2 separate regions of the Homo sapiens genome follow, and region 1 is linked to region 2. Evidence: read pairs that join two places in POLR2A ChIA-PET (ENCODE). Cell type or tissue: PC-9. All regions are shown on one strand. Each heading gives the region's core, and the rest is flanking DNA. Links, peaks and the distances in the headings are about the cores only.

What was found. ChIA-PET counts read pairs that join two places held together with the same protein. Peaks named below come from ENCODE experiments on the same cell type or tissue, not always from the same donor. Only the 100,000 strongest peaks of a DNase experiment are listed, where the experiment ranks them.
Region 1: POLR2A ChIA-PET joins it to region 2 with 19 read pairs; 3 of 35 experiments call an interaction of 5 or more read pairs at or near these places.

What each region holds. Positions count from the first base shown.
Region 1 is chr3:130,844,245-130,856,028 of GRCh38, reverse strand. LOC107986023 (a long non-coding RNA gene) reads left to right here. Exons shown (of 3, transcript XR_001740492.2): 2 at 7,030-7,181. LOC105374108 (a long non-coding RNA gene) reads right to left here and starts at 11,194. Exons shown (of 3, transcript XR_924486.3): 1 at 11,091-11,194; 2 at 10,852-10,971; 3 at 9,359-9,444. It also overlaps a transcript of ATP2C1 not described here. RefSeq lists an enhancer at 5,768-5,847. In PC-9, for the core only: no CTCF peak of the experiment used is centred there; DNase peaks (open chromatin) are centred at 5,418 and 5,748; H3K4me3 peaks cover 1,430 bases; H3K27ac peaks cover 1,670 bases.
Region 2 is chr3:130,729,484-130,731,983 of GRCh38, reverse strand. PIK3R4 (phosphoinositide-3-kinase regulatory subunit 4) reads left to right here. Exons shown (of 20, transcript NM_014602.3): 5 at 1,542-1,676. Among named protein-coding and RNA genes, the nearest start is that of PIK3R4, 16 kb to the left of the region's middle. In PC-9, for the core only: no CTCF peak of the experiment used is centred there; no DNase peak of the experiment used is centred there.

The DNA of each region.
Region 1 (11,784 bases), core at 4,780-7,279, 120 kb before region 2:
CTTGTCAGATCAGCCCTTGAATGGTATTTCTCAATCAGGAAAAAAAAAATCTCTGTTCAAGAGAGCGAGACATTGGTACAGGTCATCCCAAATTCTTGTAGATTAAATTAGCTGGCCTGTGTTTTCTGACTCCTTCTCGGCTTTCCTCCTGCAGGGACACATAGAAGTGGGGATTCAGACTGGCGAGGCTGCTGAAGGGCAGTGTAAGTTGAGGGACAAGGCAAAAAAGAGCAGGCTCTGCTCTGCCTCAGTCTCTCATCAAAACGTCTTATTTGTTATTGACAAGTTGACAAGTTGACCCTCAGGCATCACCTATTCTCTGGACCCATCCTGTAGAGTTTTTTTCTCATATGGCCTTTTTCTACATCTCTGCTTAGGGGTTCACTATACATAACAGAATGAGAGTCAAGCGAACCAAATTCTAATCCCAGCACTGACACAGATGAGCCATGCGAGCTTGGGCAAATCTCTTAGTTTGTGACACTAGTTTCACGTCTGTAAAATAAATTCCTCTACATGATTTCCCCTAGATCTCAACAGCCTCTGCTTACTAAGGATAATAACCCTATTTTCACCATCTCTTACCCTCACCTGCATAAAAACACCTCAGCCCCGTGAACCCTCCAACCCCACGGCTTCTCTAATACTTACAAAGTCCCCTTTTTCCATTCAATTACATTAATTTATCATCTATGTGCCAGATTTATGCTTAGCACTGGGACTAAACTAGCAAACAAAATAATATCATATTCCCCGCATTGAGCTAAAATAAGATTTTCATTTAAAGCAGAAAATTCTGACTGCTACAGGAGACACAGATTGTAGGATAACCAGAGTGAACATGGAGACACGAATTGGAAAACTATTGCAATAGTTCAAGTAAGAAAAGATGGTTGGCAGGATTAGAAGGGTGAAGATGGAGAATTCAATAACTATTTTAGAAGTCTTACTAAAGGATTAGGAAGGGGACGTAAGGGGGAGAAAGGGAAAAAGAGAGGTGCCAAGGTGACTCCCAGGTTTCTGGTTTGAGCTTTTGTGTTGATTGATGGAAAAACCTGGGGAGGAGCATGTTTGGAGCTTGTGGAATTCTCTTTGGACACATTCAGTCTGCAACATTCACAAGACATTCAGATGGAGATATCAAGTAGATGATTGGATGCAAGGCTGAAGTGCTCTGGGTATAAACATTTGGGAGTTTTCAGCAAATAGGTGTTTGAAACCATGGGAATAGAAGAACTCACCCAAGGAGAGAGAGTAGACTGTCCCACATGAGCTGACAAACTGTCTTCTCATTGTTTGGTGCTAGCACCCATATGTAGCCCAGGGGTGCTGGCCCCTAAGAGCAGTACTCCCCAGGGGTTCATGAGGTATTTGGTTCTTGGCAGGCATCTCCAGGCTAAAGCTAGACTATAGTCAGCCCAGAAGTGGAGCAAATTCTCCCTTCCACACTCAGTGTCCCGCTTGATCACCTGAGCCACAGATCAGGCTGCTGAGTCTCTAGTACTTAGGGGAACATTGCCTGCAAGTCTCACTCATTCCTTATAAACTAGACACCAACATCTGAGCCAGGTGCTGGATGTTGCCCTCAGACCAAAATAAAATAACCGAAACCAAACACCCTTATGCGTGCGTTCAGCACACCTACTCAAACTCATCTGAGACTCCATTTAGGCTCAGGCTGCCCAACGTTCACCACCACCACTGTTACTACCACACCATTTGAATAATTCTGAGAGAAAGGTTAACAAATTTTCCCAACCTTCAGCATCTTCATCTCATTAATGCTGTTAATCTTCTACATATGTGGGGATTTGGCTTTGTGAAACACTTGCTGCAAGAGAATCTAGGGAAGCAAAGGATGAAATATTTGTTCTCAATTTGATAAATAACCTACCAACCTATTGATGGCTGTATCACAGGAATAACACTACCACCACCAGAAAAAGCTACCAAACAAATCAACCCTCATGTCAAATCTTCTTGTCTGTATGACACCAAGTGCGAGAAGAGCACTAGGAGAAGTTTTAAACAATAAAGCATATGTGAACAAGGTGAGTGTAACAATGATCATAATTTGGACCACAGAAAAGGGGTATGGGGAACTTCTAGGCCTAGTAAAAACAACAAAGGAGGTCTGTGTCACAGTCAATCCAGTGTGTACCCTCTGCCTGTTGTGTGGGTCACCTTTACACCAGTATCTGCCAGGCTCCAGTATGCCTCAGGGAACAAAGAACAAGATAACATCCAGTGTCATGTGTGCATGGGTGCACGAATATCGACATGAAATCACATGATTTACTACATAGAATGTAGTAAGGGCTGTGTCTGAAGCAAACAAAATATCTTGGAAAAGGAAGACTTCATTCTTCCCAGCAGCACTGGAGAAAGCTTTTCACTGAGCCCATTTAATCCAAGTATTGAAGGATGTACAGGAGACCTCCAGGAGGGCAAGTTGTAAGTAAAGGAGAGAATTCTAGGCTAGAGGGGGGAGTTCATTTAAATGTGCAAAAGTAAAGAAGCAGATGGTGTTCTGTTATAATATTCCCCAAGTATGTGGAAGTCAACATGGTTGGTACTTAGCAGCGCTAAGTGAGGTGGGAGAAGATTTTAAGTGGCATGCAGACACTACATTCAATAACACTGAATCATTTTGGATTGAAAAACATTATCTACCTTTTAATTCCTTTCCATCCTCACCCAGGAAACTTTCTCAGTTGGCTCCTAGGATGCTCTAACCTTTCTCTTAAAAGCTAATCTTCCTTATTAACAAATGAGCAGGTTTCAGGCTTGGAGGTTTTACAGGCAATAGTATCTACCTAGAATTTAATACTGTTTTGCTTTTATTAATTATTTTTACTTACGGCTAATGACAATGGTTTTCCATTTACAGTCATGATATGAACTTTTTTTCTAAATAAACTCTAATAATGTGATTTAAGTACAAATACAGAAAAATATTGAGGAATTAATCATACAGATGTGGTAAACAGTAAAAATTATGACAGTGCTATGTGAATATAGGAAATTTTAGAAATCTCTCAAGGAGAAAAGTTAGCAGGGTGATATTTTGCTATTACTAGATTGTTCAGGGATCAAGCGTGGTAAAATGAATAAAATTTAAAGCCATGAGATAGAAATTCACATCTTCCTCTGGTACTTTCTAGCTGCATGGGCAAGGGCTCTTAAGGGCTCTAAGTCTCAATCCCTTCACTTTTATATCAAGGATTAGTTATACAAGAATGTAAGGATTAGAGGCAACAAATATGCAGGTCATAAGATTGTAGACATTATTAACCTCCTTTATAACTTCCCAACAAGCTTTCAAGGTTAGTTATGATGAACTCTGACCTAATTTCTCTAATTCTGTGAGACATTAGGTCTGCAGAGCTGTAGTTGGCTTTAAAAAGAAATCAAATATATTATTTCTCTTAATTATTCAATTCACTTATATAAGAATTTAAGAACTCAGCATAATACTCACTCCCAGCTGTTCCTAGGTTGTCCCAAATGGTTGTACACTGGGGAAGGGACTACCCACCCTGTCCAAGTCAGAGGTTTTATGTTAAATTCTAATGGTCTTCTGAATGCATTTTGTAATACTTCTTCAATAAACTAAAAACAAAGAACCATAGAACTACACAAGCAATATAGCCACATCTCTGAAAACTTACAATACTGAGAAAAAAAAAATCACTCAATTCACATTCCACAGTTGTGTTCCCATCCTTTCAGCCACCTCTCTTCCTTCCATAATAAATGAGGCCTGAAGAAGCCCGTGAACATTAAAAGATTGGCAAACAAAAACTTATACAGCCCTACCACTTGGTTCTCTAGCTTTCTACATCAAAAGCAAGTGCAGGCTGAAACTTGGAAACCAAAAGTTGGTCTTTTAATGGTGACACCTTGCCTAAGTAAGATAAACTGGACCAGCCTAGCTCCCTTAGTGAACAGAGTCTGTTTGAATTTCTGGCCCTTGTAAAATTATTAAAGCAGGGCATACAAGCAGTTTCCTCTCAAACAGTAGCAATGATTTTTATTTTCCAAATTATGCATTGCCTTTTTGGGAAACCTGTCATGAGAGGATTTTCTGTCTGCTAAACCTATCTTGCATTTCCTGGAAGTGTTTTATTAAGTGGGTCATCTCATATCACAAAGGAGAAAAAAATACAGGACACTGGTGATATCTCCTGCATAGTTTTGCAGTTCTAGTTACAAGCACAATGCACAAGCAATTTATGACTGCTGGGTCTTTGGTATGGCTATACATTTGTCCTTCACATTTGTATACCACCGCCACACTTCTTCCTAAATGAATCACTAGATTTAAATGGATCAGATATTGCTACTTCTTCTAACAATTTGGTAAAATTCATAAAAATCATTTTTAGAAATGTCTTTTTTGGAGATCAAAGAAATGGAATGATATAAATCTCACACCATAAAAATGACTGCATGATTTTAAATGAGATGTGATCAGACATTTTAACAGTTTTAAAAATGCTTATATTCCCAAGTGATAGTGTCTCCTGCTGGAAATCATAGCTTTTGATTGGCTAAAAAGACTGAATATGGCAGTGCTCTACCTCCTACCTTTTACACACACAAAAATGACCAACTGCTTCTGAATGATCTTTATAGCTTGTTAATGATCTGTTTAAGGTTATTATAGTTTATAAAATGTTTTTTGTTTTGCAAATTCTGGCTATGTAAACATAACCATAAATACAAGAAGACAAGTGTACTTCTAGGGTCTGATACTTTCTTTGTTGAGATATTAATAGTGTCAAATTTTGTATCTGAGGCATTGGAAAATGATCAAAGAATTCAAAATTTAACTTTGATAGAGTAGCTCTTTAGAAGAAAGAAAGCATGTGGCTTCATTACAGAACTCCGCTTAATCTCAGGATCTGAATGTTCCAAGTTTAAATAAATTCTCACAAGCCTGCTTGCTTTCTGATTGCCAAGTCTGAACAGCCACAAGCAGGATCTGACCTGTACCTATAAACATGTAAACCAGCACAAATGAAATCACTAAGCGACGTAAAAGCAACAAGGAACAAGCACCCGTTCATTTTAAAGATAATATAAACAAAATGATACCTGTTCTTCGGCTCTTTGGTTTCTCAGCGTCGATAAATATCTCCTAATTGCATGGAGAGGATATTTTTTGAAATAAGAGAATCTAGATGGAGGCAACAGACTATCCATAGTGAGGAAAGCAAGAGGGTCCTTGTCTGCACCTCCTTGTCAGCAACCATATGAAATTAGAAACTTAGCAATTCCTCAGATGCCTAAAGATTTGTTTGTAGCTCGACAACTTCCCTCCTACAAACAAAGCAAATGTTCTCCTTGCTGTTTCCTCTTTTGGGTAGAGTTCCTGGTGAAACCAGACAGCCAAGTATGAACACTGTCTAGAAGCGTCCAGAAATGCAATGCCCAAAGGGCAATAGGAATTCAGGGGCTGGTCCACAGAATGCAAATTGCTTAGTGGTAGTGATGCGACTGTCCTATTTCTAGCAACAGTGTTCTGTTGCAAGCTATGTTAATATTAGCTAGCTGGTGACTTTCCATACCCACAGACTCTCGTGAGGCTTAATTTTAATTCTTCTGACACTTTTTCTAGTTCTTAAACAGGGCATGAGATGTGGTTTTCCCAGTTTCCTTCTAGATTTCTTATCATCATGCGCACACACAGACACACAGCTCAGTTGCGGTCTGAGCTGGAAAGTGTTGATTCATTCAGTCTTGAGAAGACTGTTATAGGGGACTTCCAAAAAAATTTAACAAATTACCTCACTCTTCATTGTTATCAAGGAGCTCGTTGTCAGCACTGAAAACGTTTGGCTTGCACTGTGATGCATTATGCAACATGCCCAGTAACCAGATACTTTACATTAATTGAACAATAGCTGCAAACAGATTCTGTTCTGAGTTAAAAGCCTTCTCTCCTTGAATCCTTATCTCAAATCCACAGGCTGAATTCAGAAACATTAACTTTCCCTAGGCTTTTAAAAACTATGAATGTAAGTGAGAGAAAATGTTTTATGTTTACTTTCTAACTCTTATTAAAAAAAAGATTCATGCTTAAAAAAAAAAGAACAAAAGAAAAATAATGCCAAGAGGTCTGTGGTCTTAGAGGACATGAAATCATAAAATTTGAAAGTTCAATATTTTCTTAATACTTTATAGAGATCACAGGGTTTTTCTAAACTAGGGCCCCAAATAGACATTACTATTTTATTATCCTTTTAAACTTTACAGTAGCTGGTTCCTTTGATGGAAACATTTGGTCACTTCTGTGAGGGGCTGTCATGTAGAAAACAGACTGGACATCAACAAAAATTATGTGACCCAGAGTTTTCTTTAAGGGTGAAAGCAAGCCCTGGTTTTTCCCTCTTCCTAGAGAGCACTGCAAGTTGCGGGGAAGAGGAGGTAGGCAGAGCTGGGGAAATTACATTGCAGCCTTAGTTGTCCCCCTGGACAGCCTCCCTGACACTCCTGGATGGGTCACCTGCCTTCAGGGAACACACTTGATGGCCTAAACCTGGTTGTGCTGCAAGCAGCCCAGGCCATCTGTCAGGTTGGCATTGGGCCCACTAGCAAGGTGATCTTCCAGACTCACCAGGACCAGCCTGGCAATTCCAAGAAGTCATTTACATATTGCTACTGGAGCTGGCTCCTAGGAGGAGGCCCTGCCCTTCTGTCACCTCTCCAGGTGCACCATGCTACATGCATACAGAGGCTCTGCACGTCCTTCTCTGTATGCTGGAGACAGCTGACTCTAATGAGGGCAAGAGAGAAGCAGTGTGCTTGTGAAACACCTGAATGCTAAGGGCACAGTGCTGCATGCTCCCTGCCAGTTCATGACCCAGAAAAACAAGAAGTATAGAAAGCCAGATACCCTGGGCCAACTTGAAGCCCTGGAAAGAGAGGCAGCCCTAGGGATTGTGGGGGCAGGGAAATGTGTCGTTCATACGAACCCTTGAGATCCACTAACTGCCCTTTTGCTTCTCTTTTTAAAAATATCAGAACCTTCAGAGATGCCTCTTTATTGTGGGCAGAAGCCAGCAGCCTGCTAAACACCCACAGCATGACTGGTGATCCAATCTTTTCCCAACAGACGAACACAAAGCAGACTTCATTTCCACAGTTGTTTCAGGATCACTTTTTCTGGGGCTGAGGTGAGTGATGAAAAGAAATGGGGAGGGAGAAATGCAGCATCCCCAAACAAAAACTGTTCTATTAGATTAAGCACAAAAAAGAAAAATGGGTGAAACAAATTCAATTAAAATTCCTTTAGGAATTTAATTGATAACGAATATAAATCGTATCTAATACTAATTGGGCCCTTTGGCCAGGTGATGTGCTAAAGTCTTTACATGTATTATCACATGTAATCCTACAGTAACATATGGGTAAACTAAAGCTCAGAGAAGGTAACAATTTGCTGAGGTCGCACAGCTGCAAAAACAGAGGCGAAGGGGATTCTAACCAGGTAAACCTGACTCCAGTATCTGTATCCAACCTGTATACTGCAGAACCACTTAACCCACTCCCAGAAATGAATTCTCAAGGACCTATTAACTTGAAGAAGGAAAGACATGGTGTTACCTTGTTAAAGAGGAATACAGGCCAGGCATGGTGGCTCACACTGGTAATCCCAGCATTTTGGGAGGCCAAGGCGGGCAGATCACTTGAGGTCAGGAGTTTGAGACCAGCCTGGCCAACATGGTGAAACCTCGTCTCTACTAAAAATACAAAAACTTAGCTGAGTGTGGTGGTGCGTGCCTGTAATCCCAGCTACTTGGGAGACTAAGGCAAGAGAATCACTTGAACCTGGGAGGCGGAGGCTGCAGTGAGCCCAGATCGTGCCACTGCACTCCATCCTGGGCAACAGAGCAAGACTCTGTCTCCAAAAAAAAAAAAGAGAGAGAAATACAAATACAGATGGCTAGGAATTTGCAGACTACGATTGGAGAGCAAGTACGTCTTCTCAAACAATCATACAACCTCCTGTCCTGAATTCTCTATAAATAATGTTCATATCATTACCTACCTCTTAAAGATTCCTTTATGAAATGATTCTGGTGATGCTAAAAAGAAGCTGTATTTGTAGATACAGATATTCTGCTTCCCAATTTTTGAAAACTACTACAATCTCAGTTTCTGTTTGACATAGGTTTCAATGGTCCGTCTATATTTAATAAAATATGAATGTGGGAATTTATGCACCCTGTTTCTCAGGTGGTAGGCATAGTCTCCTTAAGTTTACAGTATGGACATCTCTGCCATCACAGCTTGGAGAAGTGCCCTTTTTTTTTTTTTTTTTTTTTTAAGGCGTGCCATTTTTTATTGCCCCTGTGGCTCAGGTGCCTTGATGAAAGACAGCTGACCAGAGTCCTGGTGGCTACAATCTATATCTGCAAGGACTGAAGGGCCCAGTGTTTCTTCCACAAGTATATGAGGTATATTTTGCCCTCTGCAAAGTAGCACAATAAAGAGTGGAAGCAGGCCGGGCACGGTGGCTCACGCCTGTAATCCCAGCACTTTGGGAGGCCAAGGAAGGCAGATCATGAGGTCAGGAGTTCAAGACCAGCCTGGCCAAGATGGTGAAACCCTGTCTCTACTAAAAATAGTAAAATTAGCTGGGCGTGGTGGTGTGTGCCTGTAATCCCAGCTACTCAGGAGGCTGAGGTAGGAGAATCACTTGAACCTGGGAGGCAGAGGTTGCAGCGAGCCGAGATCACGCCATTGCACTCCAGCCTGGGTGACAGAGCAAGACTCTGTCTCAAAAAGAAAAAGAAAAAAAAAAAGAGTGGAAGCAGTTATCTGTTATTTTGCAGAACTCACTCCCACCCCTCGTCCTCGATAGAAAAATAACTAACAGAAACCATGAATCCAGGAAAGTCATAGGTTAAGGCTGTAATCCCACAATGAAAGGATATTTGTGTGTTCTCTGTGCTTTCTAATAATAATCTGCTTTTTTGCAAATGGCTTAAAGTATGGGGAATCCCAAATTCTTCACTTGAAAAGCAACATAATGAGGCAAAGCCAACACCAGGAAAAATAGTGGTAAGGGAGTGAGCAGAAAGATATTTTACAGTTTATTCTTTTTCAAATGTTAAAGAAGATAGGATGAAAATGTAGGTTTGTGAAGTCATCTAGCACTGTGCATTGCACACAGTAGGTGTTAAGTTAACATATACCAATGCATATTCATTGAAAGAGAATGACAAAGAAGAAAGAATTGGATCCAAGGGTTAAATACAGGTTGAGAAACATGAAACAAGAATTGAGAAACAGTGTCTCCAGGATACCTTTGAATTGATGAGATTTTCAAATTGCATCAGGACAAAAATGAAAAGCCCGCTAATCTCCTCCTTCCAATCAGTGCTAAGAGTTCCCATCAGGAAAATGACTCCATTCTCTGGGAATTAATCCAGCCTGGATACAGAGTGAAGGGCCGGCAGTTAGGATGATGGAGAAGCTGCTAGCTCAGAAAACAGAAATCATTTATTATTATGAATTCTACTGAGAAATCACTCTCATCCCACTAGATCTGTAGATACTGGTCCAGTCTTACACTCCCCTAAGGACAGCATCAAATACAATCAAGAGAGGAATGGGAGGCATTTAATATTGCTCATCAGGGCAAGTTTATGCAGCACCAGATTCCACCTTATTGCATGATTAAAGCACTTCTGCTACTTCACAGTACATTTTCTTAGTGCCCTCACCACATAGGGAATAATTATCCTACATCTGCAGATGGTGTATTTTTACTTTCCCAAAATTCACTTTCAAAAATCCCTCTATATTCCCATTACAACCATCATTCAGCAACTTTGATGTTTCTAATTGCTCTATAAACTGTGCAACTTTTATGCCTTTTGCTCTTCGGTTTCAAGTATTAATTTCTCAAATTTAACAATATTTCCACGCTCATGAGACACTTGTCCTCCACTGAAGAAAAAAAGACATTTTCTGCATAGTTTAGGCCAAACTTGAACATACATTTGAATCATCTGGAGGGCTTGTTAAAGCACAGGTGGCTGGGCCCCACCCTCAGACTTTCTAATTCTGTAGGTCTTGCGGGAGGAGCAGAGATTTTGCTTTTTTAACAACTTCTCCAGTGATGCTGATGCTGCTGGGAACCTCACTTTGAGAGCCACTGGTTTGGGAGCTATCAGGTAGGGACATGGCTGTAGAGGGATTTCCCAGGTGGAGTTTGAAAGATAGATGCCCTGTTTGCTAAAGCACTTTGAGAGCTTCCAGCAGGCCCACAATTTAAAACACACTTCCCCAGTAGGGGTGGTTTTCCTCAGGCCAATGCCCATCTCTTTTTTTGCAGCCACTTTCCCATAAGGAAATTCCTGCATATCAGTCTTCACATGGGCCTCTCATCAGGTGATATCTTGACTTGATATCTGACTGCTCCCACATTCTCTCTCACTCATTTTCTCTTGTCAAGGTACAGTGGTGCTATTAGTAGCCTTAGTTCAGGGAAATCAACTCTTGCTTTAGGCCCAGGACCAAAAAATAGAGCCAGCTCTACCCAATGCCCCCTCTTCTCCCTCTTCTGCCACTAGCTTCTCATCCTTTTCAAGTTGGGATGGAGGGATCCTAAACCTGAAACAGGGAACCCCCTTACCACCAAGAATCTCCCAAATCACATCCTTTCTCAAACCCATCGCCAAGTACAACCTGCTCATCTTTGTCTCCAACATGCCCATGGTTTGGGATGAATCCTCTAACTCTATCTTCTTTCATCCAGTCTTGAGAATTCCCACTCAGGATGGAATTGCAAATTATTCCTTTAACAGAAACATTCAAATCTCCCAGCAAACTTACTGTTTTTGATGGATTTGGGGCAGGTCTTTGAAGCTGTGTTGCCTTCTTCTCCCCATCAGTCATGATTTGCTCCTCTGGGAGGCCTAGCACCAACCCAGAAGAAGAGGAAAGAGGCTTTTCCTTTTAAGGAAAATGGGGTAATTTCAAATTGGTGGGCATGCTACTGATAATTCTATATGAAAACTAAAAATATGGTTTTACTATAATGCTTCTCAATCTTTCATGTGCATATGAATTACCTGGAAGGTCTGGGATGGAGCCCCAGATTCTGCATTTCTAACAAGTTCTAGGATGATGTTGATGTTCTGTTTCCGTGTACCTTACTTTAATTAGCAAGAGTCCAGTACCTGTTTTGGAATGCAAAATCAACACTCTCTCAGAGGCTTAGTTTAAACTCCAATTTTAATTGCGTGAGTTTCTTCCATTAATACTCATGACAGTTTGCTATTTTTAAATTCATTTGTTTACTCTTTTTTTTTTTTGGTCTCCTCTACTGGAACATAAGCTCCATGAGGGCAGGAATCTTGTTCATCTCAGTCACCATTTTGTCCCCAACACTTAGCACAGATGGTAACAATGTGGAAGCCAGGGAACAGAAGAACAAGTGGTAACTCACTTAACAAATGAGCTGAAGGTTAAGGCAACAGCAAGGAACACAGAGAAGAAACCCAATTTGCACTACAGAATTCCCCAAAGGCTCCAGAATTGGCAGACCAAGTAATTCTGGAAATGGGGGCAGAAACAAGGTGGTTGGTTGGCAATTGTTAAGAAGCATTTTGACCAGACCCCTTCTTACTCCATTAAGGAGAGGATAGAAATTTCTTTGCGGAAGATTGGCGTTTATTTTCACTCCTGTTCTCTTGGCTCTTTGAGTTTGTACCTTTAAAAAATAGCAATCCTTCTCCCTGTATGCAGCTGCCTTCTTTTTCATTC
Region 2 (2,500 bases), core at 1-2,500:
GCCCAGTATGTGATCACCCAGGCTGGAATGCAGTGGGGAGATCATGGCTCACTGCAGCTTTGACTTCCCAGGCTCAAGCCATCCTCCAAACGTAGCCTTCCAAGCACTATAGGTGTGTGCCACCACGCCTGGCTAATTTGCGGTCTTTTAAAATAGAGCCAGTGTATTTGAATGTGTATGGTTAAATATAATTAAAATACATGTGTCAGTAATTATAAAAGTTTAAAATCAACATTTGTTTCTTTACAGTATTTTTTAAATATCATAGATGCTGGTACAGATTTGTGTAAAGTGAACTTCCAAGTGTGCTGTGGTTTATGGACTTAAAAGGGGAAATAAGCATAGATCTACTCAGACTTTAGAGGTGCCCAGGAAAGTAAGAGACTTTTCCTAATAAAGATTTGCTCATTAAAGTGGGGATATTCATCTAGAATTTTGACATATTATCAGGATATGGCCCAGAGTTTTTCCATTTTTAGGGCGAGCAGGCGTTATAGGGTATTTACATCTTGCTTACTTAGAGGTAAATTTTTATTCTATTCAGAGCATTGTTGAACCTAGCAGGGGTGGGGAGTGGGACCCAGGATGAAGGGAATAATTGTGTTTGATTGACTCAAAGATCTCAACTGCCATAAGGTACATTTTGATTTCAGAGATGTTGGAAAGCAAGGAAAAAGTAAGGTTATTTTAAGTTTAAGGTAGTTAAACTTTACGTTCAGTGCTATTCACTGCTAAGAAGGAAAAGAGTACAGTCTTTGACCGGTTGTGATCATATGTTAAGAAACACATATGTTAAGTGGGAGGCAAGGTAGGAGAAGAAAGTGTAAGTGAAGAGCAGATACAATTGATAGTAAATGTGACAGCAGAAATTAGAAGTAGTTATTTTGTAGTGGTGAGGAATATCAGACAGTCTTTGTAGGTCATCAGAAAGAGAAAGGAGAAGATATAGACAACTGTAGAAATGTGCAAACAGTCTGCCACTTTGGTTCACTAAGAACTTGAGTATCACTTGTAAAGCAGTCTAACAATGGTTTCTCTTTGAGGCAGTTGTGACTTTTCATTTATATGTGAAGAAACAGTCTCAGATTGCTTAAATGGTCAAGTTAGTAAGTGGCAAGGTTGAGATTTGAACCCAGGTCTTTCTGATGCCAAAGCTTAGCTTTATCTGTTATTTTAATGTGGATGTTTCTTTGTTAGTCTAATAAATATCTCTCACTTGTCAAGGATACTGTTTAAAAGGTAAGTCCCTGCAGAGAATTAGGCTTTTTTTTTTTTTTGGTCCTCAGTAGATGAGGTATTAGATTATTTTTATATTATTATTTTTTTAAGCTGTGTTTCAAAAATAAGACTAGTGGTTTGGAGACAGTTACAGATTATGAGCTGGGTTACTAAAATCTGATTAAGTTAAATGCTAAATTGAAAAGTTCTGTTTTTCCCATAGGCTTATGATTATTTATGTATAAAGACAGGGAGGAAAAGTTAATAAGCTTTACAGAGAGTTAAGATTGTAATTATAAATTTTCTTCCTTTTTATTTTATAGAAAACATAGCTCTGCTGGCAGAAACAGCTCTGAGATTCCTGGAATTAGTACAGTTAAAAAATCTTAATATGGAAAATGACCCCAATAATGAAGAAATAGATGAGGTTACACATCCAAATGGAAATTATGACACAGGTTGTATAATTTTCTCTTCCAGATTTCCTGTTATTTAGAATGAATTGCTGATGCTAACTTGTAAAACTATCATTTGTAGTTTTCATGTAAGGTGAAGGAATACCAGATCTATATATTAGATAGGAAGAGTCCCTGGTGTCTAATTATTCTCTCTATCCTCATATACTGTTATCTTGCTCAAAAATAATCAGCTTGTCACCATGGATACTAAAGTCAATTGTTTGTCAGCCAGAATTGATTTGTGTGAACAGTAAAGCTGGCTGAATTATATAATTCTCATAAAAGAAAAAATTAGAAACATCATAGCTAAAGAAGCTAAACCTTTTCTCCTTACGTGAGTATATTCTGAGTATCCTCAATCATAAATTGTTTTTATTTCATACTATTTGTTATTTACAAAAAACCATAAAGGAACAGATGTGATGATGGTAAACTTATTGATGTCAAAGTCCTTGTCTTAGGTTTCTTTGTGTTATACAACTCTTTACAGATTTTTACTTAATGTTTGTTGAGTAAAAGATTTAGAAGTAAAGTAATAGATGTAATTTTCTCCAAGATGCTTCTAGTTGTGAAAAACTAGAGAAATCTAGTTTTTTAGAATTTTATGCTGCAAACAACTACAATTGTTACTTGTTAGAATGGCACCATTTTTAGACAACATGTATTATCTAGAGTTGAATACAGTGGAATAATTTTGAAGTTATAGGAGGATGTATCAGGAAGTCCTAGCCTTTTTTTATGGAATTACTTGGAAAATAATACTGTCCTATAACCATGTAATTGGACCTGTTGAGATAATAAAGTTAAATGGTAAAATTTTTGGG